Regions from separate parts of the Homo sapiens genome. Here region 2 is linked to region 1. A link is a loop called in an ENCODE intact Hi-C map of the cell type or tissue named here. Cell type or tissue: ascending aorta. All regions are shown on one strand. Links, peaks and the distances in the headings refer to the core of each region. The heading gives the core; the rest is flanking DNA. Region 1 holds the start of LOC105370873 (a long non-coding RNA gene). Region 2 overlaps ITGA11 (integrin subunit alpha 11).

Region 1 (10,431 bases), core at 1,179-9,178:
GGCACCTCTCCCAGATTGTTCCATTCCCCACGTTGTTCCACATTAGCCCCACTGTGGGGTGCGATCATGAATGCCTTGTTTTCATAAACAAGGATACAAACTCAGAGGCATAACAGAGCTTTCCCTGAGTCACACAGCTAAGCAGGGAGCTGAGATGAGAACGCTTGTTTTTCTCAGTCTTCAGGGTGAGTTGGAGATCAACTGTCTAGCCAGCCGGGAAAGAGCCTGTGCCTGCAGCTTTCACTGACATGTCAGTGCCACAAGGGCAGGGCAATATCTCTTTGTTCCTTGCTCTATTCCAGTGCTTAGAATGGAGGCTGATACATAGTAGGTGCCCAATAAACATCTGTTGCATGAACGAAGAAACAAGCAAGCAAGCATTTATTATGCTCCACCTCCATGCAGTGACTTGTCTTCACGGAAGATGAAATAGTCCTGGTCCTTGGGGTGCTCTCACTTGAGTTGACCGGACAGGTTGTACACAGGCAAATGCTGGAAAATGGCCCCAGGTGACACAGGCACACATACGAGCCAGGGGTTGTCCAGTTGGGTCTGGGTTCAGGGCAGCTTTGAGGGGATGTATTTCACCAGTGCTCCACCCCCTCCATTCCCACTGTGCTCTGGCAGAAAGGAAACTTGGTCTTCCCAACCAGGGTCTTGACCTGAAAAAGACTTCTGATTCCCCATGTCCAGGTCTCACTAGCCTTCAACGCTTAGCTTCAGTGCCATCTCCCACAGGGATCCTTCCCTCATTCCTTCCGCTGGCAGGGATTTCTTCCACCTCTGAGCTCCTGTAACACTCGACCAGTACCTCTCTTGTGACACAGGCCTTATCTTCTTTACTGACCCTAGGGTGGGTATCTGGTTCACTGCAGTAGTCCCAAACGCCTAACAGAGAACCTTGACAAACTTGTGCTCCCCAAATGTATGAGTTGAGTGAGTGAATGGAGGAAAGGATGGAGAAGTGGGTACCAGACAGAGTTGCCTGGTGCTTTTTGGTGTGGGTGGTTGTCTTCATGATACAATTGGAGGAACACAGAAGCCCACTCCCCTGATCAAATACCCCCCAGAGTGGTGCTAACCCCTTGCACCTGCTATTAGCCATTTACTGCTTTGAGTTAAGGTAGGGGTAGAGAACCTCTGTCCCCCTGGCTAAATGAAGCCTTGCCTTAATTTCAACTCATGTATGGAGCAAGAAGCAACAAGCACATTCTTATTTGGTGCTTATAGTTGCAAAAAAGGTGACATGGCTATAAACACCTTGGTATAATGGCCTGGAAAAGTGATTTTCAAATTGTGTTCTGAGCCACCCCTGTTTATAGGGTTCCATAAACAGCTTGCTTTTATCTCCCTTATTGGTTTTATGTTTTTCCCATTCAATTTGTTTGAAGAAATTTTACAGTAAGAAGTTTATGGATTCCCAAGATGAAAACATCCCACCCTGTGTCCCCTTCTGCCTGTCTTTCTCTATGTATCTGGGTCCCCCCAGCCACCCTGGGAGCCTGGACCTGTGTAGGTGGTGAGACAGCCAGGTGGGAAGGGGTCCCCAAAGAAACTCCAGCACTGGGGTAGAGCCTCAGGAAGTTTGCACCGTTTGCAGCGGGGAGGAGCCTGGCCCCTCCTTTTCCTGTGTGGAATCTGGGATCCAAGCTGCCTGCAGGAAGCGCTCCAGCAAGGGGCTCTGGTCTAGTGAGAGTCCTTGTTTCCCCCTTTTCTTCCTTTTCACCCAATAAAACCCTGTCTTACTCACCAAATTGTCTGCAAGCCTGAATTTTCATGGCCATGGGACAAAGAACCCCGTCTTTAGCTGAACTAAGGAAAATCCTATAAGAGTAGCATTCAGGAGATAACCTCAGGCTTCATGTTGCCCTCTCACCAGATTGCAAGCTTCCAGAGGACAGGAGCCGACCTTATGCATCACACGTGCTCCAGCACTGGGCACACTGCCTGGCACCCAGTGGCTGTTGGGTGTTTCTTCTTTAGTTTTTTTTACACAAAAGGGGGAAATAGAATGGATGGATGAGATGGTTTGAGGTATTGGTGCAATTGTTGCTAGACATTTGACAGATATATCTGGAACACTGTGGAGAAATGGCTGTGGGAATTTAGAAAACCCAATCAATGGAGGCTGGTGGGGGACCGGGGGGATAGCCGTTCGGTCTAATGCTAGCCCAGCACAAGACCAAGGGCAGGCCCCTGGAGAGGCCGATCTCCATTTCTTGCCTCCTGAGGGTCCTGGTGCACATGCATGGGGACATGTCGGCTTTCATGTTCCAGTCTGTCCACACCCCTCCAGAAAGCACCCACCTCTTGGCCTCCTTTAGGGCCCAGGGATATGTGCCCTCTTTAGGAGGAGTGGTTCTGGAGAGAACTCTCTGGAAATGGGCTTGTGGACATTTGACCAGGGAATTTGGGAGTCCCAGGAACTGGAAGTGTGGCCAGAGGGGAGGGGTGGGGGCCCCAGGTAGGGACATCCCTTTGGGCCTGGGAGCACCTCAATCTCTCTGGAAAGATGCAGTCAGAGGAGGGCCAGCGTAGGAGCCATGCAGGAATCCTGAGGGCCAGGTCTAAGGGGTGAATGCCAGCGCGGAAGAAAGGGTTAAATGCCACAGGAAATAAACATAGTCACTATTTGACCCATCTGGAACCATTTCTACACATAGTAACGGAAATGTGCTTACTGATTTAATTAAAATGTGTGCTTTTGGAAATATGGGAATAAAGAAAGTGGGAGAGTCACAGGTAAAGTGTTAAATCCCAGACTACCAGGACAGGAGGTTAAGAGATTCTGTAAAAACAAGCAATTCAAGTAATAACATTATAAATACATACATATTTATTTTTAAAAACTTGGAAATCGAAACCAGAAGAAAGAGCTAAAAGAATTGAAAGTTGGTGCCATTAGGGAAGGAACCAATGATGGAGGCAGGAGATGACAGTTTTTCATGAATTTTCGTAAAAGAGAAGATATCAGCCAGGTATGGTGGCTTATGACTAGTCTCAGCTACTCAGGAGGCTGAAGTGGGAGGATTGATTAAGCCCAGGAGTTCGAGGTTTCAGTGAGCTGTGATTACTCCACTGCACTCTAGCCAAAGAGTGAGACCCCAGCTCTAAAACCAATTAAAATAGAAAAAAAAAATAGAAGAAAATATCCATGTATATCTTTACGTAGAAGTTTGGTACTCACTATTTGTTACAGCTATATTCTGATTATCTTTTGTTGTAAAACAAATTACAAAACATAGTGGCTTGAACCATTGCCTTTTAATTATATCTCATTGTTCTGTGGGCCAAGAAATTCAGGCAGAGTTCAAATCAGCAGTTCTGTGTTCGGCGTGAAGTTGGCAGAGGTTACTCAGTAGCAGTCAGCCGGGTGATGGGCTATCAGCAGGTCTAGGATGGTCTCATTCACATATGCATCTGACACCTTGGCAGGGCAAGTTGGCAGACTGGGCTCAGTTTGGACTGTTGGTCTGAGCATCTACAAATGCCCTTTCCAGTACTGGAGGTCTCAAGGACATTCAATATAGGAAGGACTTCTTCTATCATGGCTCAGGGCTCCCAGAGACAGTGAGGGCCAGGTGAAATTCTCAAGGCTTCTTATGGCTTAGCCTCAGAAGCCCCAGTCCATCACTTCTACCATGTTCTGCTCAAGCAGGTCCCTAAAGCCTGTCCAGCTGCAAGAAGAGAGGAATTTGACCCAGAGCAGTAGCAAATAATTGGTGGCATCTTTAATTTCCACATCTACCTTGCTCCTTCTAAGGATTTGAGGTAGTTTATATTATTTTTTAAGCAATAAAATAATTAAAAATGTTTTTACAATATTAGGAATTTAGAAAATGTGTTCTGGCCCCTGCATATCTTTTTGTCTGTTCTTGTTTATGTCACTGATTAAGACCTGCTGTGCAGTGATGAATAAAAGTGGCAGTGCAACCATGCTGGTCTCATTCTTGATTTCAGAGGGAAAGTGTTCCACATGGTACTCCAAGTATCACATCTGCGGTAGGATTTTTGTAGGTACCCTTTTATCAGCTTAATAAAGTTTATTTCTGGCTGGGTGTGATGGCTCATGCCTGTAATCTCAGCACTTTGGGAGGCCAAGGTGGAAGGATTGCTTGAGCCTAGGAGTTCAAGACCAGCCTGGACAATATAGTGAGACCCCATCTCTAAAAAATTTTTTTAAATTAGCCAGGCATGGTGGCACACTCCTGTGGTCCCAGCTTCTAGGAAGGCTGAGGCAGGAGGATCACTTGAGTCCAGGAAATCAATGCTACAGTGAGCTCTGATTTTATCAATGCACTCTAGCCTGGGCAACAGAGCAAGACTTTGAATAAAGAAAGAATAAAAGAAAGAGAGAGAGAAAGAAGAAAGGAGGAAAGAAAGAAAGAGAAGGAAGGGAGGAAGGAATGAAGGAAGGAAGGAAAGAAAGAAAGAGAAAGAAAGAAAGAAAGGAAAAGGAAGAAAGAGAGAAAGAAAGAGAGAGAGAAAGAGAGAAGAAGAGAGACAGGAAGAAAGAGAGAGAGGGAGGAAGGAAGGAAGGAAAGGAAGGAAGGAAGGAGAGCAACAGAGAAAAAAGAAAGTTTATTTATATTCCTAGTTTGCATTCCTGAATTTGTAGCACTATTTTTGAAAATAATGTGCTTATATGTTATTTTGGTTAAATACAAATTAAAAATGAAAGATGACTTTGGTAGCCATGTGGAGGAAGAGCACAAATGATGAGTTTAGAGGTGGGGAGGCTGGGGGAGACCAGGGGATGTCTGGGGGGAGGGCAGCAAGCCAGGGCCTGTGGAGAAGACTTTTTGGTGGGAGGGGTGCCAAGGCAGGGACTGAGTGAGGAGCTGCAGGTCTGAGTCCCCAGGAGACTCACATGTCGGGGGACTGAAGGGTCATATGAGGACAGCAACACCACAGGGCAGGAGAGGCAGGCATCCCGGGCTGGCCACGACTGAGATGTGGGGTGTGGAGGCTTAGTCCCGCCTTGGCTGCTGCTGCTGCGGTGGCCGGGTGGGCCCCTCCGGTCATCTCTCTGACCATCACTCAGGCACCTTCATGACAGCTGGGGAAGGGGCCCAGGGTTTCTGTGGCAATAGGGCACAAAATCCCAGAAGAGGAGAAAGAAAGCCACGAAATCAATTCTGGCTCTGAAATAAAAATAGCCAGTAGTTGAGAATTTTAAGAAAGGAAAAACAAAAACAGTGTTGGTATATGAGTCACACTGACTTCTCCCAATTACCAGCTTTTAGGCTCCAAATAAAGCTTTCAACGGAGGAGCCTTGGAATGTCAGTGGTGGTGAGGACGCCGAGCTCCGACCCCTCCTGCCAACCTTGCGTTTGGCGCTCTCCTATGGAAACAGTCATCCTTCCTGCTCAGAGCTGTATGCCTCCTCTGGCATATGGAGCCAGGAGACCTGGCCCAAACTACACCCCTCTTTGGGCCTCAGTTTCCCCCTTGGCAAAGCAAAGAGCCTGGACTGATTTTCATCTTTGACATGGCTGTTGTGCTCAAATATGGCTGAGTGCTCAAAGAACACTCAGTCAGGACTGAGGACAAGACAAATGGCAGGAATATTCCAGACCCTCTGTCAGTTTCAGGCCTGTGAGCATCAGGTGAGTCCACCCTGCTGAGCGCAACTGTCATGTAAAGTCACAAATGCCACGTTCCCTCATAAACACTGACCTCAGGACCCAAGTCCTGTGGGATCCCATTCCATAGAGCAATGCACAGAGACCCTGATGCACAGCAGGCTCAGGAGTTGCCAACACTTACTGATGAGGGGCACGGGCATAGTGGCTGAGAGGCTCTTGGCAGCCTGCAGCTGGACGGCCAGGGTTTGAATTCCGCCTCTAGCTCTTACCAGATGAGTGATGTTGAGCAGGGTCCCACAGGAGATGGATGTTTGAGCAGAGTTTGCAGGAGGGGCTGTTTACAGAGGTGTGTGCAGAACCCACAAAGCACGGGGCAGCCCCAGAAGGCTGTGCAACCTCTGGGACTGGAGGGGTCAGGAGCAAGGGCAAGGGGCATGTGAAGAAAGTGGTGGCAGCTAGAGCCCTGGGAGAGGGGCCGAGGGTGGGACCTGTGGCCAGGGGAAGAGGAAAGCAGCTCTGCTAAAACCAAGGCTGGTAGGAAGGAAGCTGGGCAAATACTCTGACCCCCTGTACTCCTGCCAATGCCCCTGTGGGCTGAGTCCAACTAGAAGCCAGAGGACAAGGCAGTGGGTAAAGTTGAGGGCAGAGATCAGCCCTCAGGACACAGAGCAGGGAGGAGAAAGGTGGAGGGTGGGTCTGGAGGGCAAAGACCAGCACATGTGAACTTTCTGGGCCTCCGTTTCCTGATTTGTAAAATGGTGATGATAACAACACCCATGGCATTGTACTATTGCCAGAATAAATCTCTCTCTCTCTCTCACTCTCTCTCTCTAGCTCTAGCTCTCTATCTATCCACTTATCTGTCTATCTATCCAGTACTTACAACAGTGCCTGGCACACAGGTGTAATGTATAAACGTCTGCTATTTTACCTATGTTATTACCATGCTCCTGCTCGCATTTGTTCCCTTCCTCCAGGCACCCAAGTTTTCATCTTCCCTTTTACCCCGATGTGCTTCCTGTCAGCTGGCTCTGGGGAAGAGTCTGTTAATCAGCTGCCACTAAGGTATACATAACTGATCATGGCTTCGGGAGCTACCTCTGCCTGGGAGCACTTGCATTTTACAGGAAATGCTGCATCTTCCTTAGGGCGTGAAGTTCTGATGGTGGAACCTCAGGTCTTTTGTTGCTGTTGAAATTACAGGTGAGTGGTCTCTTCTTCCTGCATTGAATAATAATAACCAGTGGGGAAGATACTGGGGAGTAGGCAGGCTTCTGGAGTGCAGAGAGTGGCCCCTGCCCAGGGACAGAGCCATGAGCCTCTGATAGGAAGAGGTGGTTAAGCCCCAGCCACTTGCCAACTTTGCCAACTTGCCAACTCTGGAGAAGCCAGCTCTGACCCTGAGCCTGGAAGAGGGGTCCTCTACCCCTCAAAACTGGGGCAGAGCCCCTTCAGGGGCCCAGATAGGGAGGTGCTCAGAGAGGGGTAACATGGCCCCAGGTTCCCCAGGAGGCTGGTGATGAGTCTGGGATTTGAACCAGGAGGCCTGACACCCAGGCCAGGGTCCTTCTTTCCCCTGCCCCCATCCCACCCTTCTCTGCTCTGGAGTACACACCCTTGAGTGGCTGGAGACATCCCTGGGCAGCTGTCTGACCTCACAGTTGGCCCTGGAGCAGCTCAGCCTTTCAGCCAGAGGGAAATGTGTGTCCCAGAGAGTGACCCATGCTGAGTGTGGATTGTTCGTGCTGCTGAAGTCCCTCCATCCTTGGTTCTGTCTGGCAGTTATGGCCTCTCTCCTTGGCCAGGTGGCTGTGGCCATGACTCTCTCCTCATTCCCATCTACGGAACTGCCCCTCAAGTGAGGTTTCAGTTGACCTCAGAATGGCCTTCTCTCCACCCCACAGCCTGAGAGTTCTCCAGGTCATTGGTCATACGCTCTGGGACACACATGTGAGCTGATTGTTTATGCAGTGTTTGCTCACAATAGCAACAAGCACCCCTTCTTCTGCAGCCCGTTGATGGCAAGATGCTGTCACACAGGAGGGACTACAAAGTAGCTGGCAGCAGAAAGCATCCACAAAACAAGCTTGGGCTAGTGAAAGCATCTGGCAAACAAGCTCAGGCTCAAGCAATCATCATAAAAAGAAAAGAAAAGAAAAGAAAAAAAAAAGCTCAGGCTCAAGCTCTTTCCTCTCAGCTCATGACTCATTTGCACACATAGGCCTTGCTCCATGGTGACAGGGTCAGCTCATCTTGGCCACTTCGCAGACTTGTGAGCCTTTGTGAACACTGACATAGCATCACTTACAACCCAGGTGCCTCAGATTCCAAGGCTGAGAAGAGGAGGCTGTGGGACATCAAGGATCTTAGAAACACAACGAAATCTCAAGACATTAAAATTGAAAGGTTCTGAATTTTGCATGAATGTGCAGTTTTCTTGTGGCCTGAGCTTCCATCAGATTCTCAAAGTGCCCTTGTATTAGTCAGGGTAGACTAGGTAATGCTGTGATAACAAGCAATCCCAAATTCTGATAACAGAATCCCAAGTGACTGATAACAAGGGTGAATCTTCAGAGAGCCACTGGATGGAGTCTCTTTCCTGTCCCTGTTTTTCCCTAACATCCAGCTGCCCATCTATGTAAGAATAAACTAAGCAACAAAAGCCAAATGTAACCAAATAGTCATATTGGTTATCCCTTGTGTGACAGATACACAAAGAACCAGGTGTTTTATGAAGCATGATCTCATTTAACCTTATGAGGCAGAGGAGGAAACTGAGGCTTGCAGAACGGAAGTGACTTTCCCTAAGTCACCTGGCTAGTTGTTTAGTCAGAAGCTGGGCTGAGATTTGAACCCAAGCCCCCCCAGTAGCTACACTGACTGAACACAACCACATGCAATGTTTCCAAACACATTGGTACTGGTTCTAGTACTTGTATTGTGCTTTTGAGTTTACATAGCATTTCCATTAGTTTGGCAAATATTTACGGAGCACCTCCTGTATTAGTCCGTTCTCATGCTGCTGATAAAGACATACCTGAGACTGGGCAATTTGCAAAAGAAAGAGGTTTAATGGACTTAAAATTCCACGTGGCTGGGGAAGCCTCACAATCATGGCAGAAGGCAAGGGGGAGCAAGTCACGTCTTAACACAGATGGCAGCAGGCAAAGAGAGAGCTTGTACAGAGAAACTCCCATTTTTAAAACCATCAGATCTCTTAAGACCCATTCACTGTCACAAGAACAGCATGGGAAAGACCTGCCCCCATGATTCAGTCATCTCCCACCAGGTCCCTCCCACATAACGTGGGAATTATGGGAGTTACAAGATGAGATATGGGTAGGGACACAGAGCCAAACCATATCACCTCCCATGTGCTGGCACTGTTCTAGATGCTAGGGTTCTAGGGGTGAATACAATTGACACAGGGCACATGGAAGGGCAGAGAATGGATTAGGGGTAGCAAGGAGAATTGTTGGACCGGTGACTGATGAGGAGTCAAAGCTTTAACTGGAAGGAATGGCACCTGCTGGGAGCTTCCGGCTCCATAGCATATTGACCAGAATCATTCATGCGCCTCCCACAGCAAACTAAGTCACTCTACCCACAAGGCAGGGGGAGCTTGCCTGAAAGGAATCTTGGAGACGTCTCCACACCACTAAGCCTGGGCTGTTTTTTAAACTGTGGAATCACATTCATCATTTTGTCCCCAGTGGCATGGGATCTGGTTCAGAGAATATGTTCGCCAAATGTTTATGGAATGAATGGATTAACAAACAAATGAACTGATGGATGGTGACTGAGGCTGGGCAATGCCCTTTTACTCTACGGGCCTCAGTTTCCTCATCTGTCCACCAAGGTGATGTCCAAGGGCCTCTTTCTCACTGACATCTGATGACTAATATGACAACAGTGTGCCTTTGTGACTGGAAACCCTGCTGGTCCTCTCTGCCCAAACAGAGCCTGTGTGTCAGTCTCCAAAGCTGACTTCTGTATTGTCTGGGTAATTTTGCCCCAGAGACAATTGTTCACACTGTGATTATGGGAATCGGTTCCAGCAGCATTGTTGTGGAGATGGTTAGGATTCTCTAGGGCCAGGGTAGCTGTGCTGAAGGACTCTGTGGCCAGGATTCATGGTTGGATGCAGACGGGTATGACTCTAGGAGCACAGACAGGAAATGTTTTTTCCCCAAATACCTCTTCTGCTGCTGCCTGAAATTCCACCATTTGTGATTTATTCCACCGGGTTCAGCATTGCCCTTTCCTTTGGTGGGTCTTCTCTATAAATACTAAAAGCCTTTGTGGAATGATGGAGCTTTTAAATAAAATTCAATTCTTTTCTTCAACTTATTTTTTAGAGATGAGGTCTCATTCTGTCACCCAGGCTGGGGTGCAGTGGCACGATCAGAACTCTAACTCACTGCAGCCTCGACTTCCTGGGCTCCAGGGATCATCCCACCTCAGCATTCCAGTAGCTGGGACTACAAGCTCACGTCATCATGCAATTTTTTTTAAGAGATGGGGTCTCGCTATATTGCCCAGGAAGGTCTCAAACTCCTGGGCTCAAGGAACCCTTCTGCCTCAACTTCCAAAAGTGCTGGGTTTACAGGTGTGAGTGACAGCACCCACCCAAATTCAATTTCTGATTGCGTTTTATGTGCCAGCCTCTGCACAGAGGGGCTGAGGTAGAATCAAAAATAATAACTATGACAGTAATATAACTATACCATTTTTTCAATTAAAAATTTTTAAATTGAGACATAATATTTGTACATGTTTTTGGGGTACATGAGATAATTTGATACATTCATATAATGTGTAAAGATCAAATCAGGGTAATTG
Region 2 (10,047 bases), core at 2,048-10,047, 130 kb before region 1:
GGAGACAGACATGCTCAGGGCAAAGTGGAAAGGCTGGACCCAATAGCCCTGATCCCCAGAGAGGCCTAACTGACCCTGAGAGCTGAGGAGTTGGACTCCTGGGGACAGGATGGCTGTGGCCATTCATGATGGCATCAGCGGCCTGGCACTGAAAGACGTCTGTGCTCTAAAATAGCCCCCAGTGCCCGGTCACAGAGCCAGCCAGCCCATCATGCTTGCACCATTCCTGTGCATTTGAAAGGTTTTTGTTTTTGTTTTTGTTTTTAATACTAAAGAGTCTCAGATTCAAATGCGATCGTTGTCTCTCTTAAAGTCAAATTAGATGAAAATATCAGGGGTGATGGAAGAACTAGGGTATGAGGAAGAGTCAAGCTAGGTCCCTGTGTCGGGGTGATGGAAGAACTAGGGTATATGGGAGAGGCAAGCTGCATCCCTCTGCCTGGGGAACAGAGAAGTTGAGCATATGTGGAAGGGGCTGCACATGGCAGTCATGACCTTGACGTGACCGAAGTCTTGTGCTGAGGCTGTGAGCTCCTGGGTCTCCTCACTCTGGAAGCTGGGGAACCTGTTGATCCTGCAAGGACTCACCTTGCTCAACACTGAACTGCTGGAGCCATTTTCAAGGCTCAGCTCAAGCTTCCCTGAGTCCCTGAAGCCCATTTTAATGTCCTCCTCTTTTTAGATTCCCCGATTCCTAGGCAGACACAGATCATGATTTTAGAAGCAGGACAGTGAGCTGATTATTTAAGAGTCTTTCTCCCCAGCTAGGCTATGAATGGCTGTCAGCTGAAATGTTTCTTTAATGTACCTGGTACAGAGTCTGACACACATGAAGATACTCAAAAAATGGCTGTGAATGGACAAAGGAAACATTGGGACATTCATTTTCTCTTCTGTCCCCAACACCAGGGCTGACCTCTGAGCTGTGCCAGGATGTCACCCAGTGTGTGTCCATAATGCTCTCTGTTCTCCTGCTTACTGCCACCCAGGACTGCTGAAATCCGTGTCCTTTAGGGGCAGCTCGAGTGCCAAGCCCTCTCCGGATCTTTCCCTGACCACCCCTTCTTTTAGTGGAGGCCCTTCCTTCTATACTACCTTGATCACGTTGCTTTGGTTAACATTAGACATGTGCATGTCTCCCCCTATCCCCTGCATTGAGCAGGGGGTCTTCACAGGGGATCTTCGGATGAGGGGGGCCTCCAGGTATTGTACACTTTTACCTAGAAGGCATCTATAGTTTCTTTCATCCTACTCTCAAAGCTAAGAACTGCCGTTCAGGATTGTTTACAAGTTGACTCCTGGTGGCAAGAATCATTTCCGGGTCCTTTCAGCACTTTAGTGGCACTTGACAAATGCATGTAGATTTAATTAAATTGCATTTCCTTGTTGCGTTTTCTAATCAGCTCTGACGTCAGAGTCTGGAGACCAGGGCTGGTCCTGCCAGAGCACATGACTCTGCTGGCCCCCACATGAATGGATGCTCTCACCTCGCTGTGCTGGGCTCTTTACCCTCAGACTCTGAGCTCCTTGAGGGCAGGGCTCCCGCCTCTGATTCTCCTGGCATCAGGCTCAGGACCCAGCACAGAGAAGGCACTGAAAAGAGTGGCTGATCCAACCACCTAAAATGGGATAACTATCATCACCTGCCAACCTTGTAGGGCTGTTCTGGTGTGAAATGAGGTGCAGGAATTTCCTGGAGAAGTTTAAACCGCTGTGCACATGTAACAGGGCTGTTATTAGGATAGGGCAGCTATATTTACATCTTGCTGTTATTCAAGACAGTGGGCATGAAACTGTCCAGATGCAGCTCAGAAAAGTCTGAGTGTGAGTGGCATTTCCGTCCATCTGCCGGCTGCATGTCACGCACATGTCCCCCTCCCCTCCAGTTTGGAAGTTCTGACTCAGACCCCCGGAGATTCCCTCTCACGGAGCAGCTGCTTGGTGTAGAGGAAAGAGCACGAGACTAATATTTTTTCTGAAGAATTTTACTCCAGCAGGTCACTTAACCTTCTCATGCCTTGAATTCTTTATGTGTAAACTAGGAACAAGGAGTCCTGCCCTATCCACCTCACAGAGGAGTTAGGAGAGGGCAACAGGATGACAGTGACATATAACTAGGATGCACTAATGGGCCTTCTCTGGTAAATTAGGAGGAATAAGTACACTCTCATGGTGCCAGCCCAGGCAGAACACACATACACACACACACACACACACACACTTGCACACACATGCACCTGGGACACCTGTCTGTGCAAAGCACACCCACAGGAGCACGTATCGATACTGACAGATGCAGTCGGTACGTTTTCCCACATGACAATCCTGGGCAGGACTTTACAGTACATTAAGCATATTCACAGACATCGACTCTTCTGTCCCCCTTGCAGTCCTGGGAGGCTCCAGCCCCTCCTTATGAACCAGCACCAGGTGAAGCACACAGCGGGGGAGTGATGCAGAGCCCCAGATGTCACATGTTGCTTGTGACACCACACCCCTCCCTCTGTGGGCCAGCCCCACCCCAGGACCTCTGCAATCTGATGCAGCACCCACACAGTGGGGGGGGCCTATGAGTCACCTGCCAGAGCACAGCTGGAACATCTGGATACCCTCCCAACATTGACATGGGGCCTGGCATGTGCAGGCCGCCTTGGGCACTGGAGCTATCCAAAGCACGTGCCATTGGCTTTGCCACCTGCCCTAGATTTTGCACAAGGCTCTGTGGACTGAATGGGAAGGCACACCCCGCGCCTCACAGGTGAAATTATGGGATTATTGTCTGTAGTCCATTCGCTTCTAAAGAGCAAATGAACTGTGGCTATTTCTCTGCTGTCCTACAGATTGTACGTTATTTGTGGGAAGGATCACCTGGGTGTTTACTCATTGTCTGGTGGCTTAAGACAACATAAATAGGTGGAAGACCTCGACTCCCCTCTTCCAGCCCACAGAAGATGGGAGGCAGAGAGACCCCAAGAAAGAGAGAAAGTGAGGAGAAGAGCCAACCCATCTGTGAAGGTGGATGACAGATCCAGAGAGCTAGAAAGGGGAAGAGCATGCCCTCGAGAGACAGAGGCTGGGCTCTGTGCCCGTACCTCCACCACATACCTCCACCACGTGCGAGGAAAAGCCCGTCTGTGACATCTCCAGCCCAAAGGAGGTCTCGTTCTTGTTGGTGCCTGCAACAGAGTGACAGAGAGATGTCAGCTCCATGCCCAATCCCTTAGCGCCAGACAGATCTGCTGCCCAACCCACAGCTCCTGCTTCCTGGGGGCATCGTCAGGAGGTGGGGCTCTCTTTCGAGGGGGGGCTCTGAAGCTGAGGCCAGTAGTGTGCCAGCCTCCTCAGCCCTCCCCAGCACCCTGTGCAGTGGGGGGCACCACACACCTTCCAGGTGCCCATGTGGGTTGTTACTGGTAGCCCACTTACTTCTGAAAAGGGCTCGGGACAACTTATATTACAGGGCATGTATACTATGAGACTGCTAAAACTGGAGGGAAAGTAAGCAAAAGTGCACAGAAATAGTGTACGTTTTTGGCCAGAAATGGAATTTCCCACTTTGTTCATTCCTTTTATTCACTAGCTTTGGTTCCAGATGTCTTTGGATGGAACTCAAACATCAAATCCACCCTCAGAGGGAGGTCTGTCACCACTGCAGATTTGCGTAAGAAATCCCATGAGTGCTGAAAGCCTCTCCCCACAGAGGGACTCCCTGAACACATCATTGGATCGAATGTTCTCATCACTCAAGGCGACCATTTTGAGGAGAAATACAGATTTGGATATTTGAGTTCTGGAGTGGGTGTCAAAGCTCACGTTCAGACTTTATATTCATCTGCCCTTGTTTACGAGGGCCATTTTAGTCTCTTCGTGTGTCTGTGGCTTGTCATTTCCAATGCACTGCAGACTTCTCAGGCTTTATACTGCCTTCTATTTCCTTTTATAATCCTCCCATATGCCCAAAGCCCGATATTGGAAGGGCCCACTGTAGCAATTTATGGTGGAAATGAAATTTATGCAAATCAGAAATGGAGCTTAAATCACAAGGAGAGAGGCAATCTGAAGGACTCTGCCCAAAATAAAAAATGCTTTTGGTGGAGTGGAAGCAGTTGGCATATAGGGATTAAGGGTTTCAGAATACGGAGTCAGACTCTGCTAGGCACAAGCTAGGGTTGCCTGATGCAATATAGGATGCCCAATTAAAACTGAATTTCAGAGAACAAATAAGTTTTAACCTAAGCCTGCCACACCCACTGTATCTTATTTTTGCGAAATTTGGCAACCCTAGTTCAAAGCCCACCATGCTCCCAAGCTGTGAGAACTTTGGCAGGTCACTCAACTCCGTTGAGTTTCAGTTTTCCCAGCGATAAAAATGAGAACATTAGCAAAGCAACCTTTCAGCATTGTTCATAAAACGCACAGCCTCACGTCCGGCACGGAGTAATACTCAATTGTTGGCATTTATGATTTATTTATTTTTGGGGACAGGGTCTGGCTCTGTTGCCCCGGCTGGAGTGCAGTGGCATGATATCAGCTCACTGCAACCTCAACCTCCCAGGCTCAAGCGATCCTCCCACCTCAGCTTCCTAAGTAGCTAGGACTACAGGCATGTACCACCACACCTAGCTAATTTTTGTAATTTTTTTTTTAAAGAGACGAGGTTTTGCCTTGCTGACCAAACTGGTCTTGAACTCCTGAACTGAAGCAATTCGCTCACCTTGGCCTCCCAAAGTGCTGGGGTTACAGGCGTGAGTCACCATGCCTGGCCTGGCATTTATTATTACGGAAGACTCTTGTTAAGCCATTTCGTTTTGTGGGATTGGTTTGTGCTCTACGGGGTTTACCTGACATAAGCCCAGGAGAGAGTGGATCCCCTCTTAGCATGCATTGCTTACCTTCCAGGCTGAAGATTCTGTCCCCCAGGGCATCGACAATGTCCTTCAAGGCAGCCTCATCAGTGACATTGAAGAAGTGCTTGTCATCAGGGTCACTGGCGATGTATTTGATTTCATTTAGAAAAGTTTCTGGATTGATCCCCCTGCGGTTGTAGTAGCCCAGGACCTGCCAGGGAACAGGGGCAGGAACCACAAACCAGAACATAGCACAGACTTTCCCATACACCACACGGCCTAGACCCTGGGGACCCCAGGGTGGGCTGGAGCCAGGGCCGGTAGCCATGAGAGTTCCTCGCAATGCCATTTGCATTTGGAATGGACTCTCTTTTAGGGGCAAGATAAAGCCCTTGTGCTAAGTTAGGGTCTGGGAGCTGGGAGGTTTGGAGGTGTATTCTAGTTTTCTGAGGTTCCAGACCCTCCCTGGCAATGGATGGGGGGAAACACAACCCGTAGCTTTTGTGGATAGGCCAGAGCAGTGCAGAAAGATCCTCAACTTGTTGTTCAGAAGATGAAATGGGAGGCTTTTTTGAGGGCCTGGACACTTGTGATACTGCCTGGAACTAGTCCCTTGGAGTCCCCAGGGATTTGATGGTAAAGCCTCTCAGAGGCCATCAGCAGCCCTTGGGCGGGCCAGGACTTACGGCCACCGCATATCTTGTTACGTTGTCTCTTTCGCTTTGCTGGATCACCTTCTCCAGGTCTGGGCTGTCGTGGGACTCCCCATCTGTGATGACAATCATCACCTTCTTGGCTCCTTTCCTTCCACCCTTCTGGAAAGCCTCTGAGCTGGAAGCCAAGCACAGGGGCAGGGTCATGAAAGGTAAGTGGGATTGGGGCAGCCCCTGACGCTCCTGCAGAGGGGCAGCCACAGAAACCAGGACCAAGTCCTCCTTGGGCAACCCAACAGGTGCCAGGACCTCAAACCAAAGAAGTAGCTGGATTGAGATGGCCAGAGCTACTCTTTCACCAGCTGCTCAGAGGGTTCTTAGATCTGTTGTTTTTAAATGAAATGTTGAAAAGCCCCTTTGGAGTCCTGACCTTGCTGTTTTGGACAGGCCAAAGGGATGAGGTGGACCTGGGAGGGGAGTTCAGGGGCAAGTGGCAACCTTTAGAGGCATTAAGTCAGTGGTTCACAACCCCAGCTGCTCACTGACATCTCTCGGAGGGAGGCTTTAAAAACTGTTGGCCTGGCACGGTGGCTCACGCCTGTAGTCCTAGCACTGTGGGAGCCGAAGGCGGGCAGATCAACTGAGGTTGGGAGTTCGAGACTAGCCTGACTAACATGTCGAAACCCTGCCTCTACTAAAAATACAAAAATTAGCCGGGTGTGTTGGCATGCGCCTGTAATCCCAACTACTCGGGAGGCTGAGGCAGGAGAATTGCTTGAACCCGGGAGGCGGAGGTTGCAGTGAGCCAAGATCGCACCATTGCACTCCAGCCTGGGCGACAGAGTGAGACTGTCTCAAAACAAACAAACAAACAACCAAACAAACAAACAAACAAACACCATTGATGTCCAGGCCTCAGCCAGACCCCTGAAATTGGAATCTCTGGGGTGGTGGCCTGGATATTAGTTTTTTTTTTTTTTTTAATTGAGACAGAGTCTCCCTCTGTTGCCCAGGCTGGAGTGCGGTGGCACAATCTCAGCTCACTGCAACCTCTTCCTCCCGGGTTCAAGCGATTCTCGTGCCTCAGTCTCCTAAGTAGCTGGGATTAGAGAGCTCTGCCACCACGCTTGGTTAATTTTTGTATTTTTAATAGAGACGGGGTTTTGCCATGTTGGCCAGTCTGGTCTCGAACTCCTGGCCTCAAGTGATCTGCCCGCCTCTGCCTCCCAAAGTGCTGGGATTACAGCTGTGAGCCACCGTGCCGGGCTGGCATCAGTATTTTATAAGGTTCTGGTGAGCATCCAGAGTTGAGACTCACTTTCTTTAGTACTGAAAACAGGATGTGCCAGGGTGACTCAGCATCCAGACAACACTAACCCATAAAATGCGTGCGATGAGGCCTGACAGAGCTCTGACTTCCTCACAAGGACTACTTTGATTCTATTTTGGGAAACATTAAATATCAAATTCCATGACAAATATTTCTCTTTCTCACTTTTTATTTTGTTTTCAGTGCCCAGAGCATGAGCTCAGCCCACCTATCAGGCAATCCAGCCCAGGAGACAGCAGGGCTGGCACCTCGACCGTCAATTGGCAGAGAGGCTCTTGTAACAGGCCATTGGGCTACAAAGCATGAAAAACTGGCTCCCAAATCACCACTGGCTTTTGGTGTCCCTGTGGCCGGCCCTCCTTTAGACCATGAGGTTCTGAGGGGTATAGACATGGTCTCACCGAGGAGTCTGGCCCAGAAGTTATAGTCTGCCAATAAGGATCTAAAAATAAATGTTAGTCTTAGACTCTGAGGTTATTCCTCATGGGTCTGACCCACAGCAAGGCAGGACAGGCCACAGATTTAAGCTCTGTAGTGACAGGTTAAAGAGCCACACGGCTTTGGTATCAGAGGTATCTCTTCTTACGCAGCACGCTGAGGAACTGATGCATACAATTTAGGAGTTGAGGAATTTACAAAAGCTGGAATACATTAGTTTAGAACATCTTCAAACTACCAGCAAAGAGAAAAAACATCCACCATTCTCTTAGCAATTCTCCGATATGCTGGATATGTTGCCTTAAAAAACCCACTAATTTTAGTATGTGCTGTGGACTGAAACCTGCAGAGGCACGTGCCACATGACGAGAGCAGGTTTCGAGCTCAAGCGCAACCCAGTAGCAGGAGAACTCTGCTATTCTTTCCAAGGGGATTCTAGATGCTTCCATGACTGCATGGAAGGGCCAGGCCCAGGAATAAAACACCCTGCAAAAAAGCATGGCAGGAGCAAAACAGGTTTTATTATATATGGACCCAAGAAAAATGTCAGGATCATATTTCCATAGAGTGGAATAGTGTGAATGTCATATGAATCTGTAATCGTGCGAATATCAGCATGAATCATCAGATTTTAAATTCGGATTCTGCACTGGGTAAAGGGACTTGGATTTGTTCCTTTGTAAATTAGATTATACATTCCTTGAGAGCAGCAAGAGCTTTATACTCATAACAGGCTCCATGGGCCTAGAAACCAGAGTGGCCCATGGAGATTTAGGCCCCGTCACAGCTCCTTTCTGCTCAAAACCTGCACAGGTTCCTATTTCTCTCAGGGAAAGCCCAGATTCTGACAACAGCTCACTAGGCCCTCTGAAATCTGGCCCGTTTCCTCTCTTAGCCTCTGGTCCTGCTCACTCACCCCCACCCACACTGGACTCTTCAATGGTCTGGAAGGCCTCAGGCACACCAAGCCTTTCTCTGAGCTGTTCCCTCCCAGCCATCTGCTTGCCAACAACTCCCTCACCTCCTTTCAAATCTCCAATCAAAGGTCATCCGTCAGGGAAGCCTTTCCCCACCACCCTGTGCATGCTGATTCTGTACCTGCCCTCTGCACCTGCTCCACTCCCGCTACCACACTCCATTCTCCCCATAGCTTTCATCTCTTTCTAGTATGCTGTTATTTATTTATTTATTTATTGTCTGCCCCTCTCTCTAGAATGTCAGCTCACGATGGCACGGTATTTGTACCTATTTTGTTCACTGATCTAGCCTTGGTGCCTAAAATAGTGTGAGGCACATAGTAGAGGCTCAATAAAGTGTTATGTGGACAAAGGTAGAATCACACCACATTGTTCAGGGGCCCTCTCCACTTCCCTGCTGTACATAGCTGCCAGGCTCATTTTTTTTAACGTGCATATCTGATGATTACACTCCTGTACTCAAGAATCTGCAGTGGCCACCCATGCTGGTTTTAACTACAACATCATCACTCCCACCATCTTTACATGGCTCACTTCCCACCAACATGAACCCCTTGCTGTGGTCAAAAGGAGCACATCTCTGAATGCAAATGTTCCTTGACTTTCCCTCTCCTCTGCTGTTCTCAGGGTGGAATGTCTTGTGTGGCACGTCTTCTGTTCACCTCTTTTTGTTGGAATCCCAGGGTCTTCCCAGGACAGGTCCAGTGCCGCCTCCTCCTGGCAGTTCTCCTTGGCCACTCCATGGGGGCCCCTCCCTCTCTCATCCTCACCGAGTTAGGGTTAGGGTGAACACTTGTCACAGCCCTCCCATCAGTGGCCAGGACCCACAGATTACCGACATCTTTATAAGCCCTCATGTTCATGGCCTGGATCTTTGCCCTTTCATAGGTGCATAGGAAAAAACATGCATTAAGAATAAACTGAGTGAGGACAGAAAACCTTTCACCTTAAAAGGCACCAGCTGTAGTTTGGGACTTGAATTTGGAAGTTTGGGAAGATCAGAATTTGAGGTGAAGATTGCAACCTCAGCGGTGCTCATGAGTCACTGATGGTTCAAACTACCTGGTGAGTCACACACGGATAACTGAGCAGGGGTTGGTGGGTTGTAAAGTGAGGTCCAAACAGTGGGCTTTATCCCTGTATGAGTCAGTTAGCTTCACACTGAGAAAGTGAGAGCTGGTGGTTATGGGCTGCCTCCCTTACCCAAGCCATTTCACAAGGGCCTGCTGGGAGTCTCGGGTCTCACCCCGAAGAAGGCAAAACAAAAACAGAAAAATGGCCCATTCCTTATGAGGATGAGTAAGACAGCCACCTTCACATGGAGAAATGCTCATTTAGGAAAAGCTTGAGCAAGTTTTATCAGCAAACAGAAACACGCTAGTTGAGCAATGACTTAATTATAAAGAGTTATGAGGTTGGAAAAGTCTTAATCTTTTGAGCCTACGAATTCACAATACTACTAAATAGTTCTTTTTTTCTTTTTTTCTTTTTTTTTTGAGACAGGGTCTGGCTCTGTTGCCTAGGTGGAGTGCAGTGGTGTGATCTTGGCTCACCGCAGCCTCTGCCTCCTGGGCTCAAGTGATCCTCCCACCTCATCCTCCTGAATAGTTGGGACTACAAGCATGTACCACCATGCCTGGCTAATTTTTGTATTTTTTGTAGAGATGAGGTCTCATGCTTCTGCCCAGGCTGGTCTCAAACTTATGGGCTCAAGCAATCCTCCCACCTCAGCCTCCCAAACTGCTGGGATTACAGGTCTGAGCCACCGCACCTGGCCTAAATAGCTCTTACTTTGTGGATTT

The links. Hi-C counts contacts between places; a loop is a spot of excess contacts. Peaks named below come from ENCODE experiments on the same cell type or tissue, not always from the same donor. Only the 100,000 strongest peaks of a DNase experiment are listed, where the experiment ranks them.
Region 2: a loop joins it to region 1, with 1.8 times the contacts of the local background. A loop is called at or near these places in 2 of 110 quality-filtered maps.

The regions. Positions count from the first base shown.
Region 1 is chr15:68,479,957-68,490,387 of GRCh38, forward strand. LOC105370873 (a long non-coding RNA gene) reads right to left here and starts at 7,731. Exons shown (of 4, transcript XR_932409.3): 1 at 7,244-7,731; 2 at 6,521-6,810; 3 at 4,871-5,144; 4 at 3,245-3,677. In ascending aorta, for the core only: no CTCF peak of the experiment used is centred there; DNase peaks (open chromatin) are centred at 4,945, 5,325, 7,255, 7,825 and 1 weaker place; H3K4me3 peaks cover 577 bases; H3K27ac peaks cover 5,644 bases.
Region 2 is chr15:68,345,725-68,355,771 of GRCh38, forward strand. ITGA11 (integrin subunit alpha 11) reads right to left here. Exons shown (of 30, transcript NM_001004439.2): 8 at 5,534-5,678; 9 at 4,893-5,058; 10 at 3,106-3,176. Among named protein-coding and RNA genes, the nearest start is that of FEM1B, 73 kb to the left of the region's middle. In ascending aorta, for the core only: no CTCF peak of the experiment used is centred there; DNase peaks (open chromatin) are centred at 2,516 and 6,847; H3K27ac peaks cover 8,000 bases.